Linked DNA regions of Homo sapiens: all the other regions are linked to region 1. A link is a contact called in ENCODE Hi-C or POLR2A ChIA-PET data. All regions are on one chromosome and are shown on one strand. The core of a region is the stretch at or near the end of the contact, and the rest is flanking DNA. Distances in the headings are between cores, read along the strand shown. Region 1 holds the start of PARP16 (poly(ADP-ribose) polymerase family member 16). Region 2 holds the start of PIF1 (PIF1 5'-to-3' DNA helicase). Region 3 holds the start of DENND4A (DENN domain containing 4A). Region 4 holds the start of SPG21 (SPG21 abhydrolase domain containing, maspardin).

Region 1 (2,700 bases), core at 106-2,605:
ATATGCTCTTCCATGGCAAGGAAGGGAGACTGCCACACTTGACAGGTCCCAAAGATACATGGAGTTCAGTGTCTTTAATGAATATCAGCTATTGGCGATTTCAATTTTCTGCTTTTTATTGAATCGATTTTGGTAAGTTATATTTTTCTAGGCAATTCCAAACATTTGGATTATAAGGATAACTGATATCTTGAATGCTGACCCAGAGGTGAACTCTGCAAAAAAAGTGCCTGGTGAATCAGAGAAATAACAGCTTACATATGTACTGGATGTTACAGTTTATAAAAGTACTGCCCATAGATCACCTCATCTGAAGACCAATGTCTGGGCGGCTTTGGTGACTTTTTGGTGTCTAATTATTTGCAAAAGGATGGATAACTTTCTAGCTAAGCAAAACAGCTGATTCACATCAACCCTATTCCTGGCCAGGCTAGAAAATCTGTGGAGGACTATGCAACTATTCCTCACTTCAGTCCTCGGAGTCATTTGTCATTGACAGGAGAGAAGCAGCCACCAAGTGCCTTGGGAGTGAGCGTTGACATGAGGGTGTTAGCAGTGTTCTTAGCTCATGGAAACCTTCCCCAAGGCAAGGCAAGACCAAGCTGGGAATGGAAAGTCTGGCGGCTGTCATGTTTACTAATGCGGATGGAACTGCCTCTACCTGTGGTTCCACAGGGCACTTGGTCCAGGACGCAGTGGGCAGCGCCAGGACAAAGCACACTCACCAGGGCTTCAAAGTCCTTACAGTCGCCGCGGGCGTAGGACGCGGGGAAGGGCCGCAGCACCGAGTCGCGCTTGTAGCTCTGCAGGGCCGAGGCGAAGAGGCTGCACCGGAGGTCGGCGGCCAGCATGTCGCGGCCCGCCGCCTCCCTGGCGGCCGCCCAGCCTGAGGGCTGCATCCCAGGTCACTGCGCGTTGCCGGGGTAGACGCGCTGGTTAGGGGCAAGGGCGAGCGTGCGTTCAGCGCGGGGGCTGGGCCCGCGGACAATGGGCCGTCAGGGGCCGGGTTCCCAAGCCTGGGGTGGAGCTAGGCAGGGGGCTGAGATGACAGGGGTGAGAACGTGCCGACAAGTGTCCTCTGCCGGGGTCTGGGCCGCGGCTCGCCGCCGAAGAGAGAGACCGAGGCCTGGACCGCGGGTCGGCGGGGAGGTTGGGCCCAGGGATAAAGGAACTGGGGCTGGTGGGGGGGAGGGGTTCCCGGCCTAGGGGAAGGGCTATGACAATGGAATGACAACCGCGGGAACGTGCTGACACGTGTCCTCCGCGGAGGCCTGGGGCGGGAAGCAGCCCCCGGGGGACGGCGGGCAGAGCCCACTCTCCGCGACGGGCGAGGCTGCTGCGCCGCGCGCGCCTTCCTGCCCCGCCTCCCGCCGCGCCGCCGAAGTCCCGCCTCTCGCCAAGCTGCCCGCGGCGCCACCTGTCTTCCGCCTGCAGCTCACGTCCGCTTGCCTTGCCCGGCCTACCTCCCCTCCCGCCGCCGCGCTCCGCCCGGCCCAGCCGAGGGCCCGCCCCTTCGCGCCCCAGCCAGCTCCACCGTACGGGTTGTGCCCGCCCCTCCCAGACCCCGATCACCCGCAGCTACGAGAGTTGCCGCCGCCAGTGTGTGCCGGGCGACGTCGCCCACGCCCCTGCCAGCCATCCTCACAGCAGCAGCAGCCCTGGTAGAAATTGATGTGGGCACCCTCTCGACCCGCCCCTGTACTTGTCTTTGTCCCAGCTCTGCGGACTGAGCCTACCTCTCTTCCTTGGGGTATTAATGCTACCTATTGTCTCTCTTGAATCTTTTCCCTCCAAAACTGCACAGAAGGAGCCATTTAACACCCAGGGAAACTGAGGCTTAGAGTGCTGCAATGCTTGCCCAAGATCCCACAGCCAGATGGGTAAATCTAGGATTCACACCGAGATCTTTGGAAAACCAAAAGACTTTTCCTCTGCTTTTCAGCCTCCAGAATTCTCTGAATTGCTTAAGTCTCTGGCCTCAAATGCCCCAAGATCCTCCTTGGGAGACCTCTCTGACAGGGAGCTTGGGGGAGAGCAGAGGGGCATTGACTTAACTCTGCTGGAGGGTAAGGACTAGACTCCCATCCCCTCTCCCTACTCAGAACCTTCATTAGAGAAAACCCCAAAGTGTGACCTCATGGTCACATGCAAATCTAAACACAGACCATTGTGCTTAAACCAACACACCGCACACACTCCTACCCTGCAGGATCTTCTGAGGAAGAAACTTCTCCTTCTGCATCCAGGCTGTGCTGGGCCCTGGACTCAGAGGAGAGGTGGTCCCATGCCATTGGATTGCATCTATGACTTCGGGAGGTAGGGCGAAGACTGGTCCCCCAGACACCACAGAGCTTCCCATCTTCTTTTGCCAGGTAAAGGTTGGGGGCTGCTCCCAGGAGCCCACATCAAATCTGTTTGCTCTGAGGCCTAGAACCACAAGGCCCCTAGTGCTTCAAAAGCCATGGGGGTTCTCATAGGACCCAGGAACTCTAAGGTGGCTTCTGAAGCTCAGACCCCAGGAAGGGAGAGCTTGGAGTGGGTCAGGAGACCAGGGAACCATCTCTCATTCCACCTCTTCTTCATTGCAGGCCCTTAGACAAAAGCCACCCTCTGATACCTCCTTGGCCTCAAGAATTGTTTGTTGGGTGGATATATAAAATTTGCTTATCTGAAGATATTTGTCACATATGATATGAGAAT
Region 2 (2,700 bases), core at 1-2,500, 460 kb before region 1:
ACGTAATGGGTGCTATAGGGGACGTAATGGGTGCTATAAAGGACGTGACAGGGAGCAGGGTCAAGGCTACACAAGATCACGAGGACTGTCACTGGTAACACAAAGAGGTCACAAAGACGGAGAAAGGGCTTTGGGCTAACCGAAAATCCACCCTTAGAATATGCCCTGGGCCGGGCGCAGTGGCTCGCGCTTTAATCCCAGCACTTTGGGAGGCTAAAGTGGGCGGATCACCTGAAGTTAGGAGTTCTGAGACCAGCCTGGCCAACATGGTGAAACCTCGTCTCTACTAAAAATACAAAAATTAGCCGGGCGTGGTGGCGGGCGCTTGTAATTCCAGCACTTTGGGAGGCTGAAGAAGGAAGATCGCTTGAGCCCAGGAACTCGAGACCATCCTGGGCAACATAGCGACACCCTCTAATTAAAAAAAAAATACATACATATAAATACATACATATGCATACATTATATATATGTGTGTGTGTGTGTGTATATATATGTATATATATATATACACACACGCACCCTGCTACACAATTTCCATTTCTATATATCCAATTTCTATATATATATACACACAATATATATACAATTTCTATATATATACACACACACACACACACACATATACACACACACCGTGCTACACAACAATTTCCAGAGCGGCGGATGGGCACCGAGGATTAGGGAGCCTCAGGTGTCCTGCAAGGACCTCACTAGAACAGGGGTCCCTGCGCAGAAAGAATCCTCCTTCCCCGAGACCCAGGGCGAGCACATGAATCCTCAGAGTACTCTCCCCAGGAAGCAGGAGAATCGCCCGTGGGGAGATGCAAAGAGGGCTGCCGTGTAATAAGCGACTTCTGCCTTGTAGGTACATTCACTGGCTTATATGCAGCGGGCAGGTCTCACTCTTCCCCGTGTACAGACGTGGAAACAGGCTAAGAGAGGGAAACTCACTTGCCCTTCATAAGCCACAGCGGCTAGTAGTCAAAGTCAGTGTGATTCCCATGCCCTCGCGCTTCCCACCACCAAGGTGGGGACGAGGTGGAAAATATTCGGCTAGGGAAATCGCGGGGGACCCTGGGACCCTAGAAGCCGTGCTCCCTCAGGCTGACCCATTTGTTTGCACCCTCCCGCCGGAAACCCCTAGATAAATCAGGCTCTTTGCTCCCCACCTCTGGGTTCGGGCAGACACTCACTTGTGCCGACACTCAGATGAACAAGCAGATCGTAGCCGGCCTGTGGCTAAGCTCCGAAACTAGAAATTTTTCAAATGCTAGAGGCAGAAAATCACCCAATCACCGACTGGATCTTTAAATTCTCCAGCCACTCAGAGGTAGGGGCGTAACAATGGGCGTGTCTTTCTTTGCGTCTCTACTCCAGGAGCTTGGGCTGTACCAATTGCCTGCTAGAGGAAGGAGGTTTATGGTGGTGGCTGAGCATACCAAATCCAGTGGACGGCTGGGCGTGGTGGGAGGAGGCCGCCGCTGCGGCAGCCACCCGGCGGCGCGTGGTGTCGGGTCTGAAAACCCTACGCGACTCCGAAGATTTATTTTCAGAACCATCCTTCCAGCACACTCCCTCTCCCCTCTAGCCCGCACACAGAGGCTGGGCTTAGCCTTGGGGAAGATCTGCCTTTGGACTCTCACACCCCTGTTTACACTCACAGTACCATTGTCCAGTTCTGGGCAGACCACCCCAAGGCCTGCCCAATCCCTCCCCCGCCCCCAACTCTACATCCTTCTCTGCCTTTGTAAGGGACTTTACGCTTTGGCTCTCTCACCCACCTGAGGCCCATGAGTGAGAAACTCTGAGACCTGTGCCACGTGCCAGAGGGTACAGCGGAAGCGAGTAGAGTCTCTGTCTTCAGGGAAATTGTATCCCTCTTCTTGCACAGGATGCTGAAAGAATTTACTTTTAATCATCTTTATTATCTCATTGAAGCTTGGAATTACATAGCTGGAAAGGATCTTACAGGTGAGTCTGGCTACCTCATTTTACAGATAATGATAACTACCATGGATTAAATTGCCCTTTCCTTTCCTTTTTCCTTCTTAGGGCTCACTCTGTCGCCCAGGCTGTAGTGGAGTGCAGTGGCACAATCTCTGCTCACTGCAACCTCTGCCGTGGCGCGATCGTGGCTCACTGCAACCTCCGCCTCCTGGGCTCTGGTGATCCTCCCGCCTCAGCCCCCCAGGTAGCTGGAACTACAGATGCACACCCAGCTAATTTATATATATATATATATATATATATATATATATATATATATACACACACACACACATATATACACACACATATATATACACACACATATATATATACACACACATATATATATATACACACACATATATATATATAATTTTTTTTTCGTATAGACGGGATGTCACCATGTTTCCCAGGCTTGTCTCGAACTCCGGAGGTCAAACGATCCACCCACCGTGGCCTCCCGAAGTCCTAGGATTACAGGCATGAGCCCGGACCTTATTTTTCAAATGAGAAAAAAGCAAGGCTTCCAGAGATTTTACTGAAGGTCACATAGCTGATATGGAGAGCAAAACCAAACATTGAACCCAGATTACCTGCTCGCTTAATCACTCCATGGGGCTTAGCTACTACACCACACTGCTCCCAGTCTGTTAGCGGTAGAGGGTGATGACTGAAAGTTGTCCAGGTTCTTGGCGTTTTGAACAAAGA
Region 3 (2,700 bases), core at 160-2,659, 510 kb after region 1:
TACAATAGATTAGCGTAACCGGGGCTACGCTGTTTACAGGTGTCTCCACCTCCTCCCCCAAGGAGAGAAGAGGTATACTAGGGTAAACAGAAAATAGAAGGAGACTATATACACACCAAATAACAGCTTGTAATCTTCTAAGACTTCTTTTACATTCGGGCTATTCTTTTCATTAACGTATAATACATTTTAAAGAATAACATATTCACAGAGTAATACAATTTCTGCCCTCACGGGTCTCTAGCTGGCTGACACGCGTTTTCTCCTCAAATAAATACATGCCTGTTGACTGATGCCTGTCCTGCTGTTGCAAACAAGAAATAACTGTCCTATAAGACAAAAACCTCTCTCTACGGTTCTAGGCGTAACCATACGTTTGAATTAAAAGCACATTGGAACAACAACAACAATCTTCCAGCACATCTGTCATTTAAAAGCACGATAATGAAAAGCTGTCGCTGCGACCCAATTTTAGGTCACAAGCTTTTTACTGTTTTTCCTGCCCCCCACCTCCAGAAAACAATAAACTTCAAAGGGAATGGTGGTAACCAGGAACAGTTCCCTTCCCCCACCACACACCCCCCCAAAAAGACTAGAAAAAAAACTGGTCAACTTGGACGCTGGCCGCGCTCACGCAGAACCCGTGCCCGCGGGCCGGGGAAGGCTGAACAGACCCTGGGAGGAAAAGTGGGCCTGCAGGCACCCCGGGCTCCCCCCGCCGCCTGTCTCAGATACCGAGCAGGTGGGATTCCGGGAAGCCACCTCCGACTTACGTAACGGGCTTGTCAAAATCCCAGATCCAGGACCTCCCCCTCCCCGCCCCCACTCCCAAATAACAACAGCCCCAGGCCAGCCTGGAATAGAAAATCTGGAATGAAAACACAGGAGCCCCCCACGCGTCCGACGCAGAGGCGCGGGTGCTACTCTCAGCACCGCCGCGCCATCCCGGGGCGGACCGAGCCGCGGAGCACCTCCCGGATCTCAGGAGCTCTCGGGCGGAGATCTCGGCCATCCGTGCCTCCTCCCCGAACCCACCCGCCCCGCTCCCGCGCCCCCGGCTGTCACCTCTCCGGGCCGTGACAGCTCCACCTGCCACCGCTGCCCGGGTCGCCGCCCCCGCACTCACCACCCAGCTGGCTCCCGTGCGAGCAGCGGATCGAGCTCGGAGAGCGGCGCCGGAATCCCGCACGCGCGGTAGCGGAACACGAGGGGCTGAATGCCGCGGCGCTCTGAGCCCGCTTAGCTCATCCCCAGCCCGGCGCTCCGCCCTTCGCGGCACCCCCGCCCGCCCGCCCAGGCCTGCCGTCTCAGTCAGACGGGACTCCCCCTCCCCTCGCGGCCGCCACTGCCTCCGCCTCTTTCTCCGACTCTAGCCTCCGCGGCCACCGCGACCGGCGCCATCTTGGCAATGACGGAAGGGGCGGGGGCGGGAATCACGCCCGCGAGCACCAATCGAAGGCCGGATCTGGCCCGAGTGGGAGGAGAGGGCCGAGTTGAGGGTCGTGGGGTCCTAGCGCCAAACTGATAATGGGGCGGTGAAGGTGGGCGGGACTAAGTCGCCTTAGTCCGTGACGTGCGGTGTAGTTGGGGAAACGCACCGTGGTTCCCCGTCGGGTCAGGAGATCCCGAGCCCCAGGCTGGCGTGGGCGAAGCGTACAATCCCTTCACCTTTCGTCACCCAGAGGCACAAGAATCCAGTTCGCGCCAACTGACCTGTTTCTTCCTTCCTCCCCGGCACTCTGGGAGTCCTGAGATTGCCTTGCTCGGTTCGTCTCAGACTTGCTAGATCTGAGCAGCTGCTGCTCCTCCACCAAGGGTGCTCACATTCTCCAGGAAACTCCCTTAAGGGTTAGCAACCGCCGAGTAGGTTTCGGTCCCAAGATAGAAAGGTAAAGCGGGGAATTCAGGGGGTTTCTCCGAAAAGTACGTTGATGAAACAGCTATTGTTGACTGACGGGGTGTCGATTACTTTGGATTAATTGGATACGGCCTACTTAAACCTGACTGTGGCTCTCCACCATTGATGGCTGTTGACAGATGAGGTTAATAAAGCTTGATTACCCCCATGGGGTTGCTCGGGAGTTAAATTCTATAGTACCTGTGAAGTACTTAGTATAGTGCTTGAAAGTACTCAATAAATGTTAGACATTATTCCATGGACAAATGAAAGAAGAAACAGGACCCCCAAAATCCCTCTGCTTTAAAGTCAACTTTTCCTAAATTGCATAGCCTTTTACTAACCAAGTTTACAACTTTATTTCCTACCTCCAGTTCTTTCATTGTATTCATTCATTCAGTCAACAAACATCCATACAGAGGGTGCACAGTGGTGAGGGAAACAGAAAACCTTTGCCTTCAGGAAACTGCAGTTTAGTGGGAGAAGAGGGACAATAAAAAAGTACTTAAGCACATTTTAAGGGGAAACATGCTATAAAGGTTAGAAAAATAACTGAGGCCAGGCGCCTTTGCTCATGCCTGTAATCCCAACGCTTAGGGAGGCCGAGGCAAGAGGGTCAGCTTGAGCTCAGAAGTTCAAGACTAGCCTGGCAAAATGGCGAGAACCCTGTCTCCACCAAAAATACAAAAAATTAGCCGGGCGTGGTGGCGTGCGCCTGTGGTCCCAGCTACTTGAGAGGCTGAGGTGGGAGGATCGCTTGAGCCCCAGAGCCGGAGGCTGCAGTGAGCCGAGATTGTGCCACT
Region 4 (2,700 bases), core at 112-2,611, 300 kb before region 1:
GGGAGATCTATCCCTCTTTTCTTCATTGCATTATCTCTAAACCTTACAGGAGGAAAAGGTGCCTACCTGACATCTGTGACATCTCTTCTCATGCTCTTGGGAAAAAAGCTTTTGGAATTTGGACACAGCTATTAAGTTACTCCTCAGTGGCCAGCCGCGATGGCTCACGCCTGTAATCTCAGCCCTTTGGGAGGCCGAGGCGGGCGGATCACGAGGTCAGGAGATCGAGGCCATCCTGGCTAACACGGTGAAACCCCGTCTCTACTAAAAATACAAAAAATTAGCCGGGCGTGGTGGCGGGAGCCTGTAGTGCCAGCTACTCGGGAGGCTGAGGCAGGAGAATGGCGTAAACCCAGCAGACAGAGCTTGCAGTGAGCTGGGATGGCGCCACTGCACTCCAGCCTGGGCGACGGAGCGAGACTCCGTCTCAAAAAAAAAAAAAAAAAAAAAGTTACTCCTTAATTTGTTGAATCTTTGTGCCAAAAGGAGCTGAACCAGTGTAGGTGGAGACAAAGGAAGCAGCATAAATGTCTAACTTATAACTCCCCAGGAAAACGAGAAGAGGAAAAATGAGACACTCCGGTCCCGCTCTGTTCCTCATCCCCCGTTTACAAACCTTACACCTGGCCCACACTCAGTAACAACAAAGACATCTATCACTTTCAGGCCGAGGTCCTGTCTCCAAAATTACTGGCCTCTGCTCACAGTTCTTAAAAGTTTGCTGAGAAAAAAAAAAAGAAAGAAAGAAAGAAAGAAATGTTCCTGGGCTGCAGTCGTGTAGCCCCAGGATGGGTTTACAGGAGGATGCCCCGGTTAAGCCCTGTGCCGCCCCCACCTCCCGCTGGAGACTCACACACAGCTCCCCGCCAGTCCCACCGGTGACAGCCACACAAAGGCAGGGTCACAAGCACACCGACCACCCCACAGCCCAGATTCGGCCCCAGACACACACTCACAAGGGCACGTGATCACGTGCGTGGTCACATGGACCGGCCCACTCAGAACACACTCACAAAGTCACACCAACCAAGGCAGCCACGCGCCACACACACACACCTACAACCCCGCATACCGCACACCCAGCCGCTTCCCAGGGCTTCGCCCACCCTCACCTGCCGTGGCCGCCCCCACGTCCCTTCCCCTCCTTCAGGAGGCCGCTCTTCGCTCCAGTACGAGCGCGGGCCGTGGAGGCGGCTGGGCCCGGGTCGGGGCGGGCGGCGGAGCACTCGGGACCCACGGGCACAGCAGGCTGCGCGGTGCGTGCGGGAGGCCGGCCTCTGAGGGGGCGGGGCGCGTGGCCGAGCGAGCTTGGGCCGCCGCGCTCCCCCCGCCCGACCGCCGCTCAGCTGGCGCGAGACTCCCGCTTCCGGGTTCTCAGAGGGCGGGGCCACGTCGCGAGGAAGGGGCGGTGCTGCGTGGCCCCGGCGGTCGCCACGGCGACGGGCGCGGGGGGAGGCTCCGTGGGATGCTTGGCTGCGGCTGGCGTGAGGAGAGGGCTGAGTTACGTCTGGGTCAGCCTTAGTTCTGCCCTACGTACCTAGGAGGAGGAGGAGGTGGAGGAGGCGCCTGGCCCCTTGGGACCTGCTTCTTCTTTCAGTTCGCGTTTTCTCTGTCGTGTACAGCTTTGGAGGGACACCTTTGGGTTCCAGACTTTGATGAACACAACTTTGTATACTCTTTTCTTAGGAACATTTTTTTTCCTTTGGCACAACCGTAGACGCTCTCCGTAGTCCTCCACTCAAAGCCTCCGCTTCCTTTTTGACGTTCTGGGGATTTCTGGGAACATACGCCCACCCATCTTCCTGTTCCTTCATCACTTTTCCCTTAAAATCAGAGAGAATATTAATACATTTGTAATCATTGTTCTTAAGGTGTTGCAGACGTCACGTCTTAAGGTGTTCCAGACTTCACGACTCCTTTTTTATTAGTAAAATATTTCTGAAATTATGATAAGGTGAATAACATGTAAATCTCCTTGTTTTGAATTTTTTTTTTAGGGATCCTGCAACAAGGTCCTGTTGAAAGTGCCTCTCTCTAATATGTTTTAGGGAAAGCTTGTACCCTGTTTTAGGGCCTGTAGACTTTGCCTTTACCTAGGCAACTGTTTATGGGATTAAGGTCAGGGAAGATTCCAACTAAATTGCATCCTACTTAGTTATCACTTCTGTCCCCTGGCCCAGGAGCCTTGGGTTCCACTCTAGAACTTGGACAAATCCCAAAAGCATTTTCCAAAAGCACGGTGACATACTTACCTTTTTCTTTCTTTCTTTTTTTCTCTAAATCATTTCTTTCGGGGTTGCAACTCAGTCGCAGGAATTCATCTTTTATTGTAAGCACCACATAGATGTATAGAGCACGTTTCCGTGGAGTATTTTAAGTTGGGGGCCTTTTCTCCAACATTTGGAATCGTTTAATGGGTGGAATAACTTGCAAACTACTGGTTGTCTCTGAAACTGGTTATGGATATTCATTACATTAGTTGTCTATTTTCCCAGGTGGTCTCGAAGCTTCAATCTAGAGCAAAGGGAATAGAGTGATTCCACCAGTCCATTAGCACATGATTAGCCCATAAATAATAGGTACTAAATGTATATTGATTGTAATCCCAGCACTTTGGGAGGCCAAGGTGGACGGATCGCTTGATTGAGCCCAGGAGTTCGAGACTAGCCTGGGCAACCTGGGAGACCCTGTCTGTACAAA

The links. Hi-C counts contacts between places; a loop is a spot of excess contacts on that map. ChIA-PET counts read pairs that join two places held with the same protein, here RNA polymerase II (POLR2A). Pooled maps may share reads with other maps.
Region 2: a loop to region 1 is called in a map of OCI-LY7, with 3 times the contacts of the local background. The contact joins the promoter of PIF1 here to the promoter of PARP16 in region 1. A Hi-C loop is called at or near these places in 4 of 168 maps with a recorded cell type or tissue (GM12878, OCI-LY7, naive thymus-derived CD4-positive, alpha-beta T cell and 1 more), 8 of 37 single-sample maps with no recorded cell type and 14 of 50 pooled maps. POLR2A ChIA-PET finds 5 or more read pairs at or near these places in 6 of 52 experiments (Caco-2, GM12878, HCT116 and 3 more).
Region 3: a pooled map shows a loop between it and region 1 (5-fold over the local background). The contact joins the promoter of DENND4A here to the promoter of PARP16 in region 1. A Hi-C loop is called at or near these places in 1 of 37 single-sample maps with no recorded cell type and 7 of 50 pooled maps. POLR2A ChIA-PET finds 5 or more read pairs at or near these places in 2 of 52 experiments (activated CD4-positive, alpha-beta T cell and activated T-cell).
Region 4: a loop to region 1 is called in a map of CD4-positive, alpha-beta memory T cell, with 15 times the contacts of the local background. The contact joins the promoter of SPG21 here to the promoter of PARP16 in region 1. A Hi-C loop is called at or near these places in 5 of 168 maps with a recorded cell type or tissue (CD4-positive, alpha-beta T cell, CD4-positive, alpha-beta memory T cell, CD8-positive, alpha-beta T cell and 2 more), 7 of 37 single-sample maps with no recorded cell type and 18 of 50 pooled maps. POLR2A ChIA-PET finds 5 or more read pairs at or near these places in 9 of 52 experiments (B cell, WTC11, activated B cell and 5 more).

The regions. Positions count from the first base shown.
Region 1 is chr15:65,285,528-65,288,227 of GRCh38, forward strand. It overlaps PARP16 (poly(ADP-ribose) polymerase family member 16), which reads right to left and starts at 1,356. Exons shown (of 6, transcript NM_001316943.2): 1 at 726-1,356. The coding sequence starts at 899. SNORA24B (small nucleolar RNA, H/ACA box 24B) reads right to left here and starts at 64; the gene lies at 1-64. RefSeq lists a silencer at 1,041-1,600 and an enhancer at 1,751-1,800.
Region 2 is chr15:64,824,397-64,827,096 of GRCh38, forward strand. PIF1 (PIF1 5'-to-3' DNA helicase) reads right to left here and starts at 1,251. Exons shown (of 13, transcript NM_001286496.2): 1 at 1,173-1,251. RefSeq lists enhancers at 1-194, 1,384-1,513.
Region 3 is chr15:65,790,884-65,793,583 of GRCh38, forward strand. DENND4A (DENN domain containing 4A) reads right to left here and starts at 1,410. Exons shown (of 33, transcript NM_001320835.1): 1 at 1,127-1,410. LOC105370866 (a long non-coding RNA gene) reads left to right here and starts at 1,590. Exons shown (of 3, transcript XR_932372.2): 1 at 1,590-1,889. RefSeq lists a silencer at 967-1,296 and enhancers at 1,298-2,263, 1,487-2,106.
Region 4 is chr15:64,988,553-64,991,252 of GRCh38, forward strand. SPG21 (SPG21 abhydrolase domain containing, maspardin) reads right to left here and starts at 1,362. Exons shown (of 9, transcript NM_016630.7): 1 at 1,113-1,362. RefSeq lists enhancers at 569-1,070, 1,071-1,570, 1,626-1,695, 1,736-1,795 and silencers at 799-1,093, 896-945, 1,066-1,555.